Regions from separate parts of the Homo sapiens genome. Here regions 1 and 3 are each linked to region 2. Evidence: chromatin contacts called from ENCODE Hi-C or POLR2A ChIA-PET data. All regions are on one chromosome and are shown on one strand. The core of a region is the stretch at or near the end of the contact, and the rest is flanking DNA. Distances in the headings are between cores, read along the strand shown.

Evidence for each region. A loop is a pair of places that touch in the nucleus more often than their neighbours do. ChIA-PET counts read pairs that join two places held with the same protein, here RNA polymerase II (POLR2A). Pooled maps may share reads with other maps.
Region 1: a map of heart right ventricle shows a loop between it and region 2 (7-fold over the local background). The contact joins two enhancer-like sites. A Hi-C loop is called at or near these places in 10 of 168 maps with a recorded cell type or tissue (A673, Caco-2, K562 and 4 more) and 5 of 50 pooled maps. POLR2A ChIA-PET finds 5 or more read pairs at or near these places in 1 of 52 experiments (activated T-cell).
Region 3: a loop to region 2 is called in a map of HepG2, with 15 times the contacts of the local background. The contact joins two enhancer-like sites. A Hi-C loop is called at or near these places in 59 of 168 maps with a recorded cell type or tissue (B cell, CD14-positive monocyte, CD4-positive, alpha-beta T cell and 35 more), 37 of 37 single-sample maps with no recorded cell type and 41 of 50 pooled maps. POLR2A ChIA-PET finds 5 or more read pairs at or near these places in 2 of 52 experiments (MCF 10A and PC-9).

Annotation. Positions count from the first base shown.
Region 1 is chr5:91,182,328-91,185,239 of GRCh38, forward strand. All of the region lies in intron 6 of LOC107986432 (a long non-coding RNA gene), which reads right to left. Among named protein-coding and RNA genes, the nearest start is that of LUCAT1, 130 kb to the right of the region's middle. Within about 2 kb of position 1,589, at least 14 of the 41 ENCODE cell types and tissues checked have a DNase peak (open chromatin) inside an H3K27ac peak, as active enhancers do.
Region 2 is chr5:91,100,568-91,103,689 of GRCh38, forward strand. It overlaps ADGRV1 (adhesion G protein-coupled receptor V1), which reads left to right. Exons shown (of 90, transcript NM_032119.4): 87 at 1,652-1,773. Among named protein-coding and RNA genes, the nearest start is that of LUCAT1, 210 kb to the right of the region's middle. Within about 2 kb of position 1,409, at least 3 of the 41 ENCODE cell types and tissues checked have a DNase peak (open chromatin) inside an H3K27ac peak, as active enhancers do.
Region 3 is chr5:91,218,262-91,221,314 of GRCh38, forward strand. All of the region lies in intron 3 of LOC107986432 (a long non-coding RNA gene), which reads right to left. Among named protein-coding and RNA genes, the nearest start is that of LUCAT1, 95 kb to the right of the region's middle. Within about 2 kb of position 1,375, at least 9 of the 41 ENCODE cell types and tissues checked have a DNase peak (open chromatin) inside an H3K27ac peak, as active enhancers do.

The sequences.
Region 1 (2,912 bases), core at 339-2,838, 82 kb after region 2:
TCTCCAGATGGTTCTAATATACAGCAAGGGACAAGCTCTACTGAACTAGATAATTTTGGTTGTCTTTTGCATAACTTGTTCTCTTCCCAAAGAGTCTTCTGACATTACAGCAGTTCCCTGTGCAAGGCCAAGAGGTCCAGGTGACAGTCCAGGGAGGGGAAAAAAATGTGTGTTTCTTGATCCTTTGACACATGGTGCATGTGTTTGGGTATATGAAAATTATATTTCCTATTGCTCATTCTTTTCCTAGATTGACAGAGGATGCCCTGGATGCCACTTGTATCTCAGAATTAAGATTGTAACTAAATAGGGCATAGAATTTCTCTCAGCTTGGGTAGGAACAGGCATTCAAGAGACCAGAGAGGCCTCCTCAGAGATTCGCAGAAAGGGAGGACCTGGGTTACAAACTTTCTTGGAGTTTGCTCGCTGAGCTTAAGACTAGATGGTTGCCTGTTTCATACAAACAATGTACCCCAGGGTAAAGCTTCCTCTTCCAGCTTCCTCCTTCCTTATTTCTGTATTTGTAGAGCTTTACAAAGTGGTTTCTCTCTGACTGGCTACTGACTCCTCTCGCCTCTGGGTGGAGCTGAGTTCAGTGAAAAACAGGGTGACTTGAAAACACCACACCTATAATTGAAGAGTATTTCTTAAGGTCTTTTACGATCTGTCTTTTCTAGTTATTGCCTCTCACACTGTCCAAAATCAAACCAGCTGAGTCCACAATCCGGGTAACAGCTGTTCAGGCTTGGCATCAAACAACCCTTGGGACTCAGGGCATGACTCTTCAGTGAGATTAGTCGTAACCTAAGAGGCATCTCTGGCTACTTTCAAATTATTTCCATTGCAAAAGATACTGAATTATTTGTTGAATCACGTCATTTTCTTGGAAAAACCTCTGCCTCCGGGGTTCAAGGGATTCTCCTGCCTCAGCCTCCTGAGAAGCTGGGATTACAGGCAGGCACCAAAACAGCCAGCTAATTTTTTTGTATTTTAGTAGAGACAAGGTTTCACCATGTTGGCCAGGCTGGTCTCGAACTCCTGGCCTCAAGTGATCATCTGCCTGCCTCAGCCTCCCAAAGTGCTGGGATTGTTGGCATGAGCCACCACACCTGGCTCCACTAACTTTCCTAAAAGCTATTTACTATAAAAAAAATCAATATTATCTCTGTGTTACAGAAGAGGAAACTGAAACCAAGAAAAAAATAAGAGCATTGCCCAAAAGTGATTTCCACTTCAATCTTTTCCTTTTGTTTCTTTTCTAGCTTTCTTTCTGTTCCACCTTCATGTTTTTTTCTATTTTTTTTTTCTTGATTATTCTTTCCCTTTCATTTGCCTCTTTGAGTTTCAGGAATAAGAAATGCATTCTTAGAAGCATAAATGTTGAACTCAAGAAAAGACAAGTAAAACCTGAGTCAACTTGAAGCTGCTGTTCAAAGAGGGGAAAAAAGAAATCCAGAACAAGGATTTATTCCTGACCCAAACTACTGTCTTCATAAGTTGGCTGGCTCACCTGACTGTCAAAACAAGTTTGGGAAGGAGGAAGAAATGAACACATTAGCTTTGCAACAACACTTGCCCCACTGCCCGCCCACTTACTTGAAGAGGAAGTTGGTAAACTTCACCTTTGGGATTCTAAACGGCCTAGCTGCAATTCAGCTCTAAACATTGTACTATCCTGTGGCCAGGCGCCCCAAGGAATCTGAAGGATTCAGACGGGTGAAGTGATAACCATAATAATGCCTTCCATTTGTATAACCCCTTTACAAAGAATGTTTTCATGTGTCATCTCATATACTCACTTATGTCATTCATTAAAGTATATGGAAGGTCTAACATGAAAGTAATGATAGTGTTCCCCTAAATGAGCTCGAGACCTTGGTTTTTTTAAAAAAATCATACCTTTCTTGTCTATTTTGATAGTTTTCTAATGCAGTTTCATGGGGAAAAAAATCACAGAGATGACCTGATGGTACAAACTAAAGCTATCTCTGGAGACACCTGTCTAAAGAGTCATGGGTAGTTTCTTCTTAATATTTGCAAGTTGGCAATATTCCACTGAAGTCTTGGACTCTGTTGGCTGCCTGTAAGATCTCTCCCTGGAACACCCCAGAAGTCTCTACTGCTTTTCTAAAGAACTCATGAATGGGAAAGAGCTTAAAGTTATAAGGACTTGGAAATACTTTTTATAGAAAATCGGGAAAGTGAATCGGGAGAATTAACCTAAGGGTTTAATTAATCTTCACAGTTGGTTTGTGACCTATGATTATATTAGTCTCTTTAGGATTTGTCAAGAGAACTTGCATGAGATTAATATCCTTCCCTTAATCCCTACTTTTAATAGAGTTTTGTTTAGCCTCATGTTCTCAGCTGCCCTGTGCCCCTGCCAGAAATCCTAGCCCTTCCCAGAGGTCAGTTAGAGGTGGTTTATCAGATGGAAAGAATGAAATGGTAATCCCTATCAAACACTGAAATTTCTAAATCCAGGCAGAATTTTTATCATTATATGTAAAAAAAATTTGGGAAGTCCTCACACCTCCTAGAAGCAACACTCATTTAGAAGGTTGTTTGGTTTGTTTCCAAACGAACAGGTAGTTTCAGTTAGAGCTCTACTTTTGCAAATCAGACAATTTTAGTTAGTCAACATATAAAACATCCTTCATCTAATTTTACGTACATAGGATGAACATTATTGTGAAGAATGAAAGGAGGCATTAAAAACAATCACAACAGGACCACACATGCGAACATGGACTATCCAGGGTAAAACAGGACGTGTGGCCAACCCGCATATACATCAATATTTGAAACAGTTCTTCTCTAGTCCTCATATTTTTTTATTATATTGGAATGTGGCAAGGATATTGTTCACTTTCTTTTTTATACTGAGAAGTAAATTTATTCAAGTTTCTTGA
Region 2 (3,122 bases), core at 159-2,658:
GGAATATATTAGTCTACATTAGAAGATAAATAAGTGGATAAATCAAACATTTGATAAGGAAAAAGATATTTACATAGTTTCAAAGAAATGCCACATATAAAACTTCTTAATTACACAGGGGAAAATGCTAACTTTACAGTGAAGAATTTGTGCAGCCATCATCTTAATCAAGTGACCAAAATGAACATCTTCAGTAACGGGAAAAATTGAGTTCTTGCGTCACCTTATAGAATGCTGTAAGATGAACTCAGCATCCCTTCTGTGATTTCTAACGGCTTATAATCTAAATCTAATCACGAGAAAAATCAAATAAACTCAAATTTAAGGACACTGCAAGAAAAACTGGCTGGTAATCATCAAAAGTGTCAGGGTTACAAAAGTCAAGGACACACAGAAGACCCATTTGGGATTAAGAATCTACGAAGACGTGTCAACTATACACGACTGGATCTCTGGATCTCTCTGCTAAAAAGGAAATTACTGGTATAATAAAATGGAATCTGAGAATGATAGTACTATATCAGTGTTAATTTCCTAATTTGATGGCATCATGTTTATGTAGGAAAATGTCTTTGTAGAAAATACACATTATTCAGAGGGTAATGGGGGATCAGATTCACAATTTTCAATTAATTCAGGGAAAAAAAAACTTTCTCATTGTACTCTACTTGCACGTCTTCTGTATGTTTGAGATTGTTTCCAAGTAAAATTAAATTTGAAAATTGCTAAAGTTGTAAGCAACTGTTTAAATTTCCATAGTGGACGAGGATTTTAGGTGTTAATTGATGATAGTGGGTAAAGAAGGGCTTTGAGGTCTGTCATGAAAGTTGTCAGTGGTGTGGTCTACCCTGATGTCTTTCAACAGCTTGAAAATGTGTTTATTTGTGGCTGCAAAGATCCGATTCACTTTCTAAATCTTATATAACTTGTCACTTAAATATTAAGATCGCCTCTATATGGTTATTATTCTAAAACTCAGATAGCAAAGAAAACTCAAAATAGACAAGTGGAAAGGGTAATAAAGTCCCTTGGCCCTGAGAAAATCTATTCTGAAAACGTCTGAAACAAACTGCATTAGAACATGTGTAGAATAAGTTTAGTTGATCATTATGAATCAGTCACTTCATCTTTGCTCTTAAACTTACCAATAAATTTTGGTGTCTTCTCAGTCAGAAAAAAGATGTGAGTACAGGTTTTTCCAACACACACACACGTGCGCATGCACACACACACACACGCACACACGCACGATGTTATATAATTTCTGTTCTTAAGTGCCTGGTTGGAATATGCTAATTTCGGGAGCACACTACTGCCTGCCATTTTCTGGTGGAACAGTCTTTTAAGGAGATTTCTACAAATCCATTGTTGCTTTGTGGTACTTACTGAACAGTCCAGCAGGTGGTAGTCTAGGAGAGGAACAGTTCTCATCCTCCCCCAGCCATCCCTGGGCCTACCAGCAGCCCCATTTGCAAAACAGAATGTGGACTCAGCAATGTGCCTTCTCCCCTCTGGCATAAGAATGGGATTTCCAAGGTTGTTCTCTCAAAATGGGCACTAGAATACCACAGAAAGAAGCCAAAAATAACTGTGTATACATGTGACTGTGCAGTATTCTGAAGCTCAAAAATTCTTTTTTTTTTATTTCTAGAAATTCCACTGATTTTATATCTCTTTGCTCTGATTTCCGTGACATGGCTTTGGGGAGGACTACACATGGCCTACAGACACTTCTGGATGTTGGTTCTCTTTGTCATTTTCAACAGTCTGCAGGTAAGCCTTACAATTTGGTTAGTGACAACATACATTTATCTTAATGAACACAAGGCATAGAATTTCAATATTAAAGAGTCAAGCATCCACACACAGGTGAATTTGTGTACATAATAACATCATATAGAGTTGTAAAATAAAATGATAGGAACCTAAATCCTTAACATTTGAAATATGACTGGGATTCTAACTTGCTCATTATACAATTAGGGAAGACAAAATATTTATTCTCCTTCATTTTGAACATCGAAGTAACTACACAAACATATTTCTTTTTCAGTAGGATTGATGTTTATCAACTTTGCAAATGGCAGTCATGTAAGATCAATGCACATATTTGGATTGTGGCTGGGTCTAGAAATTAGATCAATTGAGGAGTGAAATAGTGATGTTCAAGCAGTCCCCTCTTAAGTGTGATGCTTAGTGAAATGAGAGTGTTTGGTTCACTAAAACATGACTGACATCCCCTAAGTCCAGCAGTGCCCAGCTTAAATTAGTTTTATAAGCATGCTTGGATAACTAGAAATTATATAACTGCAGCAAAAATGAAAGCTGAGATTTTTAGTACTTTTGTTAAATGGAAAAATGTTGCACCCTGATATTAACAAATGGAACAAATGAACACATTTTCCTTGTTTTCCAAAGTGAAACGATCTGTCCTAGACTAAAAGAATTTCTTAAATTTATTAAATTATCTCTAAATAGTCCTTCTTTTGGCTACCATCTTGCAAGGATCATGTGTGGCAAACACACAGACATATACACACCTTCAGAATTGTAGCATACAATTGAAATGTGACTCCAGTCATTTTTTAGGTTTGCACCTGAGCAGACAAACTCTTCAGTTAGATCATAGCTTACATGATGGTGCCTAATCAAGGACATTATCAACTTAGGAAGGGGAAAATACAAAACAATTAAAAGTTTAGAACCAAGTTGCTACAAGTTTCTATATAGACAACTGTCTGTGGTTATAGTTACAGGTGAGCACTTACTATTGCCAGGTGGTAAAGAAGACAGTCCGGCCTCTCTGGGATCTGATGATTCAAAGAGTGAACAATCAGCTCTAAGAATCTAGTATGGCAGGTGCCATGTAAAGAGAGCATTTTGAGAGTGAGTAGGGGCCTGTTGACCATCAGGGCAGAGCCATCAGGGCAGAGGCTCAGTCTTGGTCACCTTTAGATCCCTAGGGCCTAGTGGAACTAAGAACAAGGTCCAAACTGACAGCCTGCAGGTGTGTTTTGCTTGGCAGACACACAGTGTTATATGAAAGATTGTTTTAGATTTTCAAATAGTTGCTTCAAACTTTTAAAATTGAGAATTTTCACATTAAAAACCTGAATTGCTGG
Region 3 (3,053 bases), core at 125-2,624, 120 kb after region 2:
TTAAAAGGATATTTATTTTTGAATTTCAGAAAGTACAGAGAAGTTGCTATTATGCCAAAAGTAATATGCAGAATTTTCTTCTTTATTTACATGCCATACCATTTACTTTGTGCATCCACAATTCCTATTAAGTCTGTAAGGAGCCCAAGAAATCTGCATTAGTGTTTATCACATTTCTGGCTTTTTCACAGCCATCTTGATGAGTCCCTATTCTGAGTTTATTTTCTCTTCATTTCTAGCTCTATCTAGATAATCCTAACATGTTTATCTCAATACAACTATGTACTAGGTCTCAACATCAAATGCCACTGCCACTCTCCTATGAAAGTCATCTACAACAAAACTTACGCTAGTCCTCCTTACCTACGGATTGATCATCAGTACACACTCATTTTCTCTGACTAAATTCTCTCCTTCACTATTTCTCCAAGCTTGTGCTTCTCAAATTTGGATACATACATTTCCAGGGAGGTATAATTTTAGATCAGGAGCCATAAGACAATGTTTCTCACTGGAGCATTTATTTAAGTGAGGATTTGGATGATTAAATAACTTAACTGGAAAGCAACTATATGAGTTATTTTTGTCTTAAATAAGACCTGGATATGTTAAATAGAAAGATACAAATTTACATTAAATTTTAAGAAAAAAGGTGGGCCTTCAAAAAATATGTGCTATGTCCTCCAAGTTCCCAATCTTGGGTGCCTTATTTACTTGATAATATGTTATCAGTTTAGCTGATCTTCTTGAAACACACACATTCAACAACTATGCAAGTACTAGTTTAAACGATAAGAAAAGCTTGCAGAAAAATGTCAGTCAGGCCCAGCATATCATCTCCCCTTTCTATCTCATTCTAACTGAATCCCAAGGGTCGCTGGTTTTCAAGGGGTTGGGTCAGAGCCAAAAGAAAGCAATTTCATTTTCAAGTAAGTGTAGCATTCAGTAGATCTTGAGCAAAGTAAATATCCTCGGAGCTGGTTTCATAATAGGTTCCTCCTATGAAGACTGGCTCCAACCAGTTCTTGGGAAACGTGCTTACAGACAAGAATTGCCCAACTGATTTCAGTAGACAAGAAAGTACACAGGGCAGCAGAGGTCAAGCCAATGACTGTACAGCCTATACACATCTTTATGGATAAATTAATCCCCAAAACAATGGCACATACTTACTTAGTATTAAGACTTAGATAACACAATCTAAAGAGCTCAAGGCATTCTTCATAAAAACTTAAAAGTAAACAATGATGTTCATTCTTTTCTGGCTGACAGGGTGAAAATTACCTCCATGGGGCTTGGCCATACAGATAGCTTGAGTAGACAGCTGCCCACACAGTGTAATTTGAGGGGAGCCACAAGGTTCTGTCTGTTGGAAAACATATTCCCCTTTGATTTCTCAGAGCATAGCCTTCCCCAGATTCCTGGCTTCCATTCTCACCATTAGTCACCAGAGTTAGATACTAAGTAGAAGCAGTACGTCCATAAAGTCATTGCGGAAATGTATACTTAAATGACCTGAGAGGGGCATTGGGTTTTTTCCCATTTATACAATAAAACACATTCACACATTAACATGGATTAGTTTACCTTGGTTAATTGTCAATCTGGAAAGCAAATGCTAGGATTCTGATGGCATGTGACATAAAATAGTAAGCTTTTGATGACAATTGAGGCATGGGTTTCATGGGAATCAGAAGACCTGGTTGGGCCCAGCAGAGGGCACTCTAGGAAACCAGCACAAGAAGATTAGACACAACATAGTAGAGATAGACTTACTAAATTTAGCTTTTTATTCCTTTGTAATTTTTGCTAAGCCAGCCCCGACCACCACAAAGCAAATAGGACCACTTTAAAGTTAACTGGTCATGAGTAGAGTGCCCAGGAGGCAGCAAATTGCTTCTGAATTCTGAAAGTGCCAAAACAATCGTCATCATCATCATCATCACCACTACTAAAAGCCATATACATTTCTCAATAGCTTCTGGTAGAATCAATCGCTTTCATCCCTCTGGTGGGTAATATAAAGGAGCTGGCAGAAAACATGGAGAAAGAGAATTAGAAAGGCCAGAGGAAACTCACAACTGATAAGCAGAGGCTGGGGATGGTAGTAAAAAGACAGCTAAGGCTGAACACAGAGGTTCATGCCTATAATCCTAGCACTTTGAGAGGCCAAGGCAGGAGGATCACTTGAGCTTGGGAGTTCAAGACCAGCCTGGAGCCAGGCGCGGTGGCTCACACCTGTAATCCCAGCACTTTGGGAGGCCAAGGTGGGTGGATCACCTGAGGTCAGGAGTTTGAGAGCAGCCTGGACAACGTGGTAAAACCCTGTCTCTACTAAAAATACAAAAATTAGCCGGGCATGGTGGTGCGTGGCTGTAATCCCAGCTACGTGGGATGCTGAGGCAGGAGAATCGCTTGAACCTGGGAGGCAGAGGTTGTAGTGAGCCGAGATTACGCCACTGCACTCCAGCCTGGGTGACAGAGTGAGACTCTGTCTCAGAAAGAAAGAAAGAAAGAAAGAAAAAGAAAGAAAGAAAGAAAGAAAGAAAGAAAGAAAGAAAGAAAGAAAGAAAGAAAGAAAGAAAGAAAGAAAGAAAGAGAAAGAAAAAAAGACCAGCCTGGACAACATAGCGACACCCCATCTGTACAAAAAATACAAAAATTAGCCAAGTGTGGTGGTGCACACCTGTAGTCCCAGCTACTAGGAAGGCTGAAGTGGGAGGACTGCTTGAGCCCAGGAGGTCGAGGCTGCAGTGAGCCGAAATTACACCACTGCACTTCAGACAGGGTGACAGAGCGAGACCCTGTCAAAAAAAAAAAAGACAGCTAAGATAACATCGTCACTGATTGCCACGTAAAGTAGATTGCTGGAATGGCTACAAAATTCTTTTACTATCTGACACTGGTTTGTTCACATACCTGTAAAGTATTTATAGAAATTCACAGATAGATCAGGTAGAGCCAGATCAGTTAACTCTTAGAGAGCCAGAGGACACTTTCTCCACACAGCAAATCAAATTGTTCCTGAGGAAAAGCATGGAGTTCACTTTAGG